Linked DNA regions of Homo sapiens: region 2 is linked to region 1. A link is a contact called in ENCODE POLR2A ChIA-PET data. All regions are on one chromosome and are shown on one strand. Each heading gives the region's core, a stretch centred on a gene start or an enhancer-like site at or near the end of the contact. The rest is flanking DNA. Distances are from core to core; before and after follow the strand shown. Region 1 holds the start of RABEP2 (rabaptin, RAB GTPase binding effector protein 2). Region 2 holds the start of ZG16 (zymogen granule protein 16).

Region 1 (4,621 bases), core at 1,023-3,522:
AGAGACAGGGTTTCACCATGTTAGCCAGGATGGTCTTGATCTCCTAACCTCGTGATCCGCCCTCCTCAGCCTCCCAAAGTGCTGGGATTACAGGCGTGAGCCACCGTGTCCGGCCATGCCCAGCTAATTTTTTAATTTTTTGTAGAGATGAGGTCTCACTATGTTGTTCAGGCTGGTCTCGAACCCCTGGGCTCAAGTGATCCTCCTGCCATTGGCCTCCTAAAGTGCTAGCATTATAGGCATAAGCCACCACACTCAGCCAGAGGTGGTTATTTTAGTTAGGGTGATCAGGGAAGGCCTCACTGAGGAGGTAACATTTGAGCCGAGACCTCAGCTCCAAGCTTGGTGGAAAACACTTGGTTTTATACTTGATGAAAAAGTAAGTGCGTGTTTAGTTTTGTTCAAAACTGCCATACTCTTTTTGCAGAGTGGCTATACCATTTCACATTCCCATCAACAAAATATGAGAAACCTAGTTTCTCCACATACTCACCAGCATTTGGTGTTAGCATTCTTATTTTAGCCATTCCAAGAAGTGCGTAGTGATGAAAGCAATTGTGGTTTTAATTTGTATTTCCCGAATAAATAGCTAATGATGTTTAACATCTTTTCATGCACATATTGCCACCTGTGACAGCAGTGAAATATCCGTTCATATCCTTTGTCCATTTTCTTTATTTCAAGTTCTGGGGTACATGTGCACGATGTGCAGGTTTGTTACACAGGGAAACATCTGCCATGGTAGTTTACCGCACCCATTAACCCATCACCTAGGTATCAAGCCCAGGATGCATTAGCTACTCTTGCTGATGCTCTCCCTCCCCCCTCCCAACACCCACCCCACAGGCCCCCATGTGTGTTGGTCCCCTCCCTGTGTCCATGTGTTCTCATTGTTCAGCTCCCACTTATAAGTGAGAACATGCATGTTTAGCTTTCTGTTGCTGCATTAATTTGCTGAGGATAATAGCTTCTAGCTTCATCCATGTCCCTGCAAAGGACATGATCTCGTTCCTTTTTATGGCTGTATAGTATTCCATGGTGTATATGTACCACATTTTCTTTATCCAGTCTATCATTGATGGGCATTTGGGTTGAGTCCATGTCTTTGCTATTTTGAATAGTGCTTCAATGAACATACTCGTGCATGTATCTTTGTAATAGAATGATTTATATTCCTTTAGGTATATACCCAGTAATGGGATTTCTGGGTCAAATGGTATTTCTGGTTCTAGGTCTTTGAGGAATCACCACACTGTCTTCCACAATGGTTGAACTAATTTACATTCCCACCAACAGTGTAAAAGCGTTCTACCTTTGGCCATTTTCAAACTGCATTATCTGTTTTACAAAAATCGCTCCAGCTGCTTTACGGAGAATTAATTAATTAAAGGGTGGAGTCGACACTGCGGAAGTTCAGGAGAAGTGATGGGAGCTGGGACGGAGTGTTAGCGCTGGAGATGGAGAAAAAGGGGCACATTCTGGAATAGTCAGCACATTGGAAGTAGAGTTTACGGGACTTGCAGGAGGACACGTAGAATCAAGGACTTCCAGGTTCCTGGCGTGTCCTTTACAGAGGGAAAAAAGGTTTGAGGGAAGGGGAACCAAGGCTCTGGACATAAATCTGAATTGCCTGTCACCGTCCGGGTGGAGGTCACAGATAAAGAGCCTGATCTAGACACAGGCGGAGAGGAGAGGAGGGATTTGAGGGCGTTGGGAGGAGGAAAGGGGGGCCAGCAGGAAGCGGTGACTGGCTGAGTAACAAAATGGGGGTGGGGACGTGCAAGTTTCAGACTCCGACTAACTACGCGGGGACTCCGAGGCGCTCAGAAAAATGAAGCCGACCCGGCCCTGCCCCGAGGGACGCTCCAAGAGGGCGGAGGTGCAGGGAGGGCCCCGCCACAATTCGCGGTAACGCAAGCCAGGCTCGGGCGGAAGGGCGGCCGGAGCCGATCAAAGGCTGGCTCCGGGCAGGGGCAGCGAGGGAGCGAGGGGGAGCTCTCCGCAGGCCGGTGTCCCGGAGGAGGCATAATTGGAGCAGGGCTTCCAAGGTCACGGAGAGACGCCGGGCAAGACCTCTTAAGGATCCTCTTCCGGGCTTGAAAGGCAGGCGTCCTCCCGAACCGCGCGACCCAGCCAAGAAGAGCCGGGGCGGGGCCGGGGCCGGGGCCGGGGGCCGACTCGGGAATCTTCGGCCGAGGCTCGGCAATCCCCCCATCCTCCGTCCGGGGCCTCCAGCCCGGGGCCGATCCGGAAACAGCCGAGCGGATCCGGAAACAGCCGAGAGGACCCGGAAGCGGTGCGCTCCGTCACCAGGGAGTGCGGGAATCCGCCGTTTGCGCTGAGGCAATGGCGGCAGCTGCGCCGGTGGCCGCGGACGACGATGAGCGGCGGCGGCGGCCGGGGGCTGGTACGTGAGGGGGCGTCCGTGCAAGCGGGGAACGGTGATGCTGGGGGCGGGGCCGAGCCAGCCACCTGCGGATGGGGGGTGGAGAGGGATGATGGAGGAAGGGGCGGGGCCACGCCGTCGGGAAAGGGGGCGGGGCCTACAGCCACAGGCAAAAGGGGGCGTGGCCCGGCCATTGAAGGGGTAGGGCCAGTGACAGGTGCGAAGTGGGGCCCGGTGAGGAAGGGGCGCGGCCACTAGGAGGGCGGGGCCAGGTGGGACCGAAGAGAGGACTGAGTGAAACTGGCCACCGCGAAGAGATGGAGTGTAGGCAGCACCCGGCAGAGCGAGTGGGAAGGGGGCGGGGCAGGGGCGGGGCCAGGTGAGCCGGGCGGGCCCAGGTGAAGGAGGCCCCAGATGAAGGCAACAGTACTAGGTTGCAGGACTTGCTAAGCCGGTAGGTGGCCTGGGGTAAGAGATGGGAAGAGAGGCTGATCCCTGTCCCCCACAGCACTGGAGGACTCCCGGTCCCAGGAAGGGGCAAATGGTGAGGCCGAGTCAGGTGAGCTCAGCCGGCTTCGGGCTGAGCTGGCAGGCGCCCTGGCAGAAATGGAAACCATGAAGGCTGTGGCAGAGGTGAGCGAGAGCACGAAGGCCGAGGCTGTGGCTGCGGTGCAGCGGCAGTGCCAAGAGGAGGTGGCCTCGCTGCAGGCCATCCTGAAAGGTGAGACGCGGGACTCACCTAGACTCCCCATCAACCCCATACTGGGGAGTGCATGACGAGAAAGGGATTGGGGGCACAGATAAGCTATGGGATAGGTTAGCAGGGCTGCCTGGCACAGGGCATGCCTATGGCCCAGAGGAAGGGCCGCCCTTTTAAAATTTGCATAGAGGCCCTCCATGTGATAGCAGCAGCTCTGTCAGTTATAGCTAAGTTTAGCTCCCAGCTTCTATCTGTTGCCTTGTCCCATGTCATTTCTTGTCCCTCACTGATGATTGATCAACCCTGAAGATGGGCGAGAAACTTCTCAGTTCCCCAAACCAACCTCATTTTAGTCTGGACTTCTGGGAAATAGAATCAGCCCTGGCCCAGTCTCTGTGAGTCTAATGCTCTGCTCTCTAGCCTTCCCCAGACACTCCCCCCTCCACCCCACGCCATGCACCAGCTTCCCCACCTCCGCCCCACGTTCTTTGTACTTGGTCCTCTGGCCCCAGACGCCCCAGCTGCTGATCCTGTTTTCTACTCTCCTTCCTCTAGCAGAAGCCAGAGACTCTGAAACAGATGTCAGAGCTGCCCCCGCTGCTATGCCCCTGCTGCGGTGGGGCTCTCGTCAACTCTCTCCTGGACTTTTGTCCCAACCTTCTCACAGATCTTCCTCTATAGTGTGGCCTTGACATTGGCTTCCAGAGTAAACTTCCTAAAATTCCCTTCCCAACATGCGATTTCCCTTTCTAACAGCTGCTGGTGGCTGGAGACTTCTCTGGGGCTGTATTTCCCACATTTCAGGATCCACCTGCCTGTGCAATGTAGACACATCCTTGTACAACTTACTGTGCTGTTTACTTAATATTTGTTCTTTAAATAGATCCACATTTTAAAAGTTTACATACATTTATTAAGGGAAACTTGTTATATCTACTATATAAGAAAAGCCAGGTGTGTCCTAAATAATAACAATAGCTAGCTTTTTTTTTTTTTCTTGAGTCAATAAGAGTTTCACTCTGTCGCCCAAGCTGGAGTGCGTCACAGCACGCTGGTGTGATCTCAGCTCACTGCAACCTCCACCTCCTGGGCTCAAGCAGATCCTCCTACCTCAGCCTCCCAAGTAGCCAAGACTACAGGTGCATGCCACCATGCCTGGCTAATTTTTAGTATTTTTTTGTAGAAACAGGGTCTCTCTATGTTACCCAGACAGGTCTTGAACTCCTGAGCTCAAACGATCTGCCTGCCTTGGCCTCCCAAAGTGCTGGGATTACAGGTGTGAGCCACCGCGCCTGGCCAGGTAGCATGTTTTGAGCACTCACTATGTGCCAGGCACTGAGCTAAATGCTTTATGAGTAACTAATCTTCATAACAAACTCTGTGAGGCAGGAACTATTACCCATCTCCATTTTACAGAGGAAGCTCTGAGGCCCGGAGAGGTTAAATAACTTGCCCAAGGTCATATAGCTGGAAAACAGCCAAAGGTTGGAAACCAAGCAGCCTAACAGCTGAACCTATTTTTTTTTTTTTCTGAG
Region 2 (4,621 bases), core at 705-3,204, 850 kb before region 1:
AGAAACCTGGATCACTGATTCCCCAGGGTGCAGAAAGATCTCCTCCAGGTCTCCGTTGCGACCACCCACATAGTCGCTCCACACCTTGCCATAGCGCACCTGAAGACTGAGGAAGAGGGGAGGAAGGAAGGAGAAAGAAAGGTGATGATAGGGATGAGAGGTCTCTGGCTAGTCCTACAGACTGTGAAGCCTGGGTGAACCCTGGAAGATCCTACAGGGAACTTCAACTCATTTTGCCAACAAAGAGACTCTGTCACCCAGGCTGGAGTGCAGTGGCATGATCTTGGCTCACTGCAGCCTCAACATCCTGGGCTCAGGCAATCCTCCCGCCTCTCCCTCCTGAGTAGTTGAGGCTACAGGTACTCACCACCATGCCTGGCTAATTTTTTTGTTTTTCTTCGGTAGAGATGGGGTCTTGGTACCTGGAGCATGGTTTAAATCCCTGGCATCCCTGGCATCTTGCCCAGGCTGAGCTAGAACTCCTGGCCTCAAGCGATCTGCCTCTGCCTCCCAAAGCATTGTAATGACAGATGTGAGCCACCGCGCCCAGCCAGGAATTCAAAGAATCTTACCCTACGATGTAGTATGTGTTGACTCGGACCCGGAGGGCGGTGATGGGGCCGTCCAACTGGTTGCCAGAATGAGAGAATCGCTTTCCACCACCACCTCCATACTCTCCACTATAGGAGGAAGACCTGGCCTGAACTGGAGGGGCAAGCAGGAGTTGGAGGGAGAAATCTTCCAGGAGTTCAGTTTCTCTGCATCACCCCTGTTCCTCCGACAACTCAGCTCCCCACCCCAAGCCAACCTCCAAAAGCCTTGGCCAACAGCAGTGCCCAAGGCTGCCTTCCCAAGTCCCCAATACCAGGCTCCTGGTATCTCACTTACTGGCATTGCCAGAGGCTGAGGCACAGAGAAGGGCTAGGAGAGCGACTGTCAACATTCTGGGGCTGGAGTGGGAAGAAAAGAGCAAATGAAGATTCACCTTCTTCCTTGTTGACTTGATTGACCCAGGCACTCCTGACCTGCAGCTCAGACCAAGCCTTCTTCGTCCTTCAACTTAGACCTAGCAGACCCAGTCTTGAGCTTAGAAAGGACTGTCCATAGCCTGTAGTCCTGTTCCTCTCTGATGCTACCTTCAATGTCCCTGACCCCTCCAGCTCTCCCTGGTCTGGCTGTAGCCAAGCCCTCCTCTTTTTCTCTCAGGCCTGAAGATGAACTCTAACTATCTGGATTAAGCCTTATTCCATCCTGGCACAAAGCAGAAAAGTTTTCTGAAGTCAGCCAAGCCCAGGTACATTTGGGTTGGTATGGCCATAGCCAGGAAACGAGTTTTCTAAGGAGGGAGTAGAGGACCTCTCCCAAGCAAAGAGATGGCTGAGTTTACTGAGCCCAGAGGCTGAGCAAAGAAAGCCTCATCATCTGTGGTGAATTGGCCTGGATTATGGGGCACCTGGAGCATGGTTTAAATCCCTGGCATCCACCTGGTCTCAAGGAAAGAAGCATTTTAGAGTTGCCTCTATGTTACCTGGGGAGCAAAGTTGGTGACAGAAGGAACTGTGCCAGCACCAGTATCCAAGCAGTGCTGGTGGAACTAGGACAGACAGAGAAGTTGCAGAAGGAGTCGGGACCAGCTCAAGATATTAGACCCCAGGTGCCTGGTCTATGTGTCACTATTCTTTTCTCCACTAACACACATCTGGCCATTTCTATTCTCCTGAACATCCCAGGTGTCCCCAGTCCTTCAGCAGAGACCTAGACAGCTTTGCACCTAAGATTACTGCAGACCCAGAAGCGCCAATTAACTCAAGTCTTTCCTGCCATTCCTTCCAGGCATCCTCTTCGCCAGCTCAGATTTGAATTCCCCCCCAACTCAGATTCAGGCATCTCTGTCACCCCTCACCTGACAGTTTCAGATGCAAAGCAGCCCCCTGGAAACTTCCAGATGTTTTATACCAGGTCCAAGCCCTCCTCCTGCCCTTTATTGTGTGAACCTCACCTCCTGAGCAAACATGAGCAACCTCTTCGGATCAGGTGTCAGGCAGGGTCTGGAACACCTTATCCTGCCTCTACCCCATAGTCAACAGATACTACAGCATAGGGTAAGATTCTCTGAGTTCCTGGCTGGGCATGGTGACTCACACCTGTCATTACAATGCTTTGGGAGGCAGAGGCAGATCGCTTGAGGCCAGGAGTTCTAGCTCAGCCTGGGCAAGAGTGTGAGACCCCATCTCTACCAAAACAAAAAACAAAAACAAAAATTAGCCGGGCATGGTGACGAGCACCTGTAGCCTCAACTAATCAGGAGGGAGGTAGGGAAGATCGCCTGAGCCCAGGACGTTGAGGCTGCAGTGAGACAAGATCACGCCACTGCACTCCAGCCTGGGTGACAGGTGGCAAGCTGGAGTCCACTCTGGGCCAAGTGCCGTATACCAGGAGAAACATAGTAAACTTAAGGTCACCACCAGCAGCTCTAGGTGGGCAAAGTAGCTTATCACCTCTAGGCTTAGTAGGTGCTCTCACCTGAAATCTGCCATCTGTCAGGACAAACAGAGCCCTTCCCAGGCATTCGAAATGTGGATTCTCCCAGAAGGGAATATATTCCCAAAATCTTATACTTACGAGTGCTGACTATTTGCCAGACATTTTTTTCTTTCCCTTTTCTAATATTATGAAAAATCCAAACACATATAAAAGTTTAAAGAATTGTACAGTGGCTGGGCCCAGTGGCTCACACCCATAATCCAACACTTTGGGAAGCTGAGGCAGCTGGATCACCTGAGGTCAGGAGTTTGAGACCAGCTTGGCCAACATGGCGAAACCCCATCTGTACTAAAAATACAAAAAGTAGCTGGGTGTGATGGCAGGTGCCTGTGATCCCAGCTAGTCAGGAGACTGAGGCAGGAGAATCACTTGAACCTGAGGGGCAGAGGTTGCAGTGAGCTGAGATCACTCCACTGCACTCTAGCCTGGGCGACAGAGTGAGACTCCATCTCAAAAAAAAAAAAAAAAAAAACAAAAGAATCGTATAGCAAGACTGGGTGCAGTGGCTCATGCCTGTAATCCCGGCACTTTGAGAGGTCAAAGCAGGAGGACTGCTTAAGCTCAGGAGTTCAGGACCAACATGGGCAACATAGGGAGATCTCGTCTCTACAAAAAATAAAACAATTAGCCAGGCATGGTGGTGCACACCTGTGATCCCAGCTAGTCAGGAGGCTGAGGCAAGAGGATCACTTGAGCTGAGGAGGTCAAAGTTGCAGTGAGCCATGATCGAAACATCAAGTCTCAAAAAAAGGAAAAAAAAAAAAAGAATTGTATAGTGGACACTTATATAACCACTGTATAGATTCTACTATGGTTAATATTTTGCTGTAATTGCTTTTTTTTCTTTCTTCTTTTTGGAGACACAGTCTTGCTCTATCCCTCAGGCTGGAGGGCAGTGGCGCGATCTCGGCTCACTATAATCTCTGCTTCCCAGGTTCAAGCGATTCTCCTGCCTCAGCCTCCCGAGTAGCTGGGATTACAGGCATGCGCCACCACGCCCAGCTAATTTTTGTAATTTTAGTAGAGACAGGGTTTCGCCATGTTTGCCAGGATGGTCTCGATCTCTTGACCTCGTGATCCGCCCACCTCGGCCTCCCAAAGTGCTGGGATTACAGGCGTGAGCCACTGTGCCTGGCCTGCATTTTTTTTTCTATCCACTCATCTATTTATCCCCAATATGCCAAACACTTCCCAAACCATTTCTCTCTGAGAAGGATGACTGGGGCTGCAGGTGCACAGTGAACACGTGCCTATTGCCCCACAGGAAACAGAGTCAGTCCAATGGGAAGTGCAAAGCTAAGGATCCGAAGGTCTACAGGTGTTCCTCTGGGGGTAATTCTGGGCTTTGGGCCCTCAAGTCTCCTGGGTACCATGGCTGAATCTTCCTGGGGCTGTAGGCCGCCCAGGGCCATTGCTTCTTTCTTAGGTCTGTAACACCCCCAGGGGTGATGTCATAGTTTTTTTTTTCTCTGTATGCCCTTCATTTTCAGGACTGATTCCTCTCTGCCTAAAATCCCTAAGACTGACTCCAGGGACCTAGTGCCTGACCCCTCCTGGACTGGCCCTCTGACCTCTCTGAATCAGGAGGTCCAAGAAGAGGGAAGGATGGAGGACCAGAAGGGGCTGGAATAAGTGCTCTCAATTATAAATGACTAGTCAGGCATTCAGAGCACCCCACCCCTCACAGGTTTACCATCTGGGGCCAATGACTCATCCCAGATAGCAAAGGCAGTCCCGCCTGAGGATCTGGAAATGGGGGGAATCCAGGGTGGTGAGTTCTGGGAGTGAAACAGAACAGCAGCCAAAGATTCCACGTTCACTCCTCCCTTCCCCTCTCTTTTTCTCCAAGGTCAGTGTCAGCACATCCTGCTACTATAACTTTCACCTCATTCCAGCCATTTTGTTTTGTGTCTCTCTCCCTCTCTCTTTCCTGGTGACTCTCCTTCCCTTTATGTCTTCATCTTTCCCTGCTCTGGGGAGGATTTTTCTTTCTTTCTTTCTTTCTTTTTTTTTAGATGGAGTCTTGCTCTGTTGCCAGGCTGGAGTGCAGTGGCGCGATCTCGACTCACTTCAACCT

The links. ChIA-PET counts read pairs that join two places held with the same protein, here RNA polymerase II (POLR2A).
Region 2: POLR2A ChIA-PET joins it to region 1 with 15 read pairs in AG04450. The contact joins the promoter of ZG16 here to the promoter of RABEP2 in region 1. POLR2A ChIA-PET finds 5 or more read pairs at or near these places in 2 of 52 experiments (AG04450 and CD8-positive, alpha-beta memory T cell).

Annotation. Positions count from the first base shown.
Region 1 is chr16:28,922,889-28,927,509 of GRCh38, reverse strand. RABEP2 (rabaptin, RAB GTPase binding effector protein 2) reads left to right here and starts at 2,272. Exons shown (of 13, transcript NM_024816.3): 1 at 2,272-2,407; 2 at 2,895-3,107. The coding sequence starts at 2,347. RefSeq lists enhancers at 1,229-1,812, 2,791-3,020, 3,051-3,140 and silencers at 2,031-2,380, 2,411-2,630.
Region 2 is chr16:29,775,589-29,780,209 of GRCh38, reverse strand. It overlaps ZG16 (zymogen granule protein 16), which reads right to left and starts at 1,954. Exons shown (of 4, transcript NM_152338.4): 1 at 1,904-1,954; 2 at 889-950; 3 at 573-705; 4 at 1-106. The coding sequence starts at 943. RefSeq lists an enhancer at 4,148-4,442.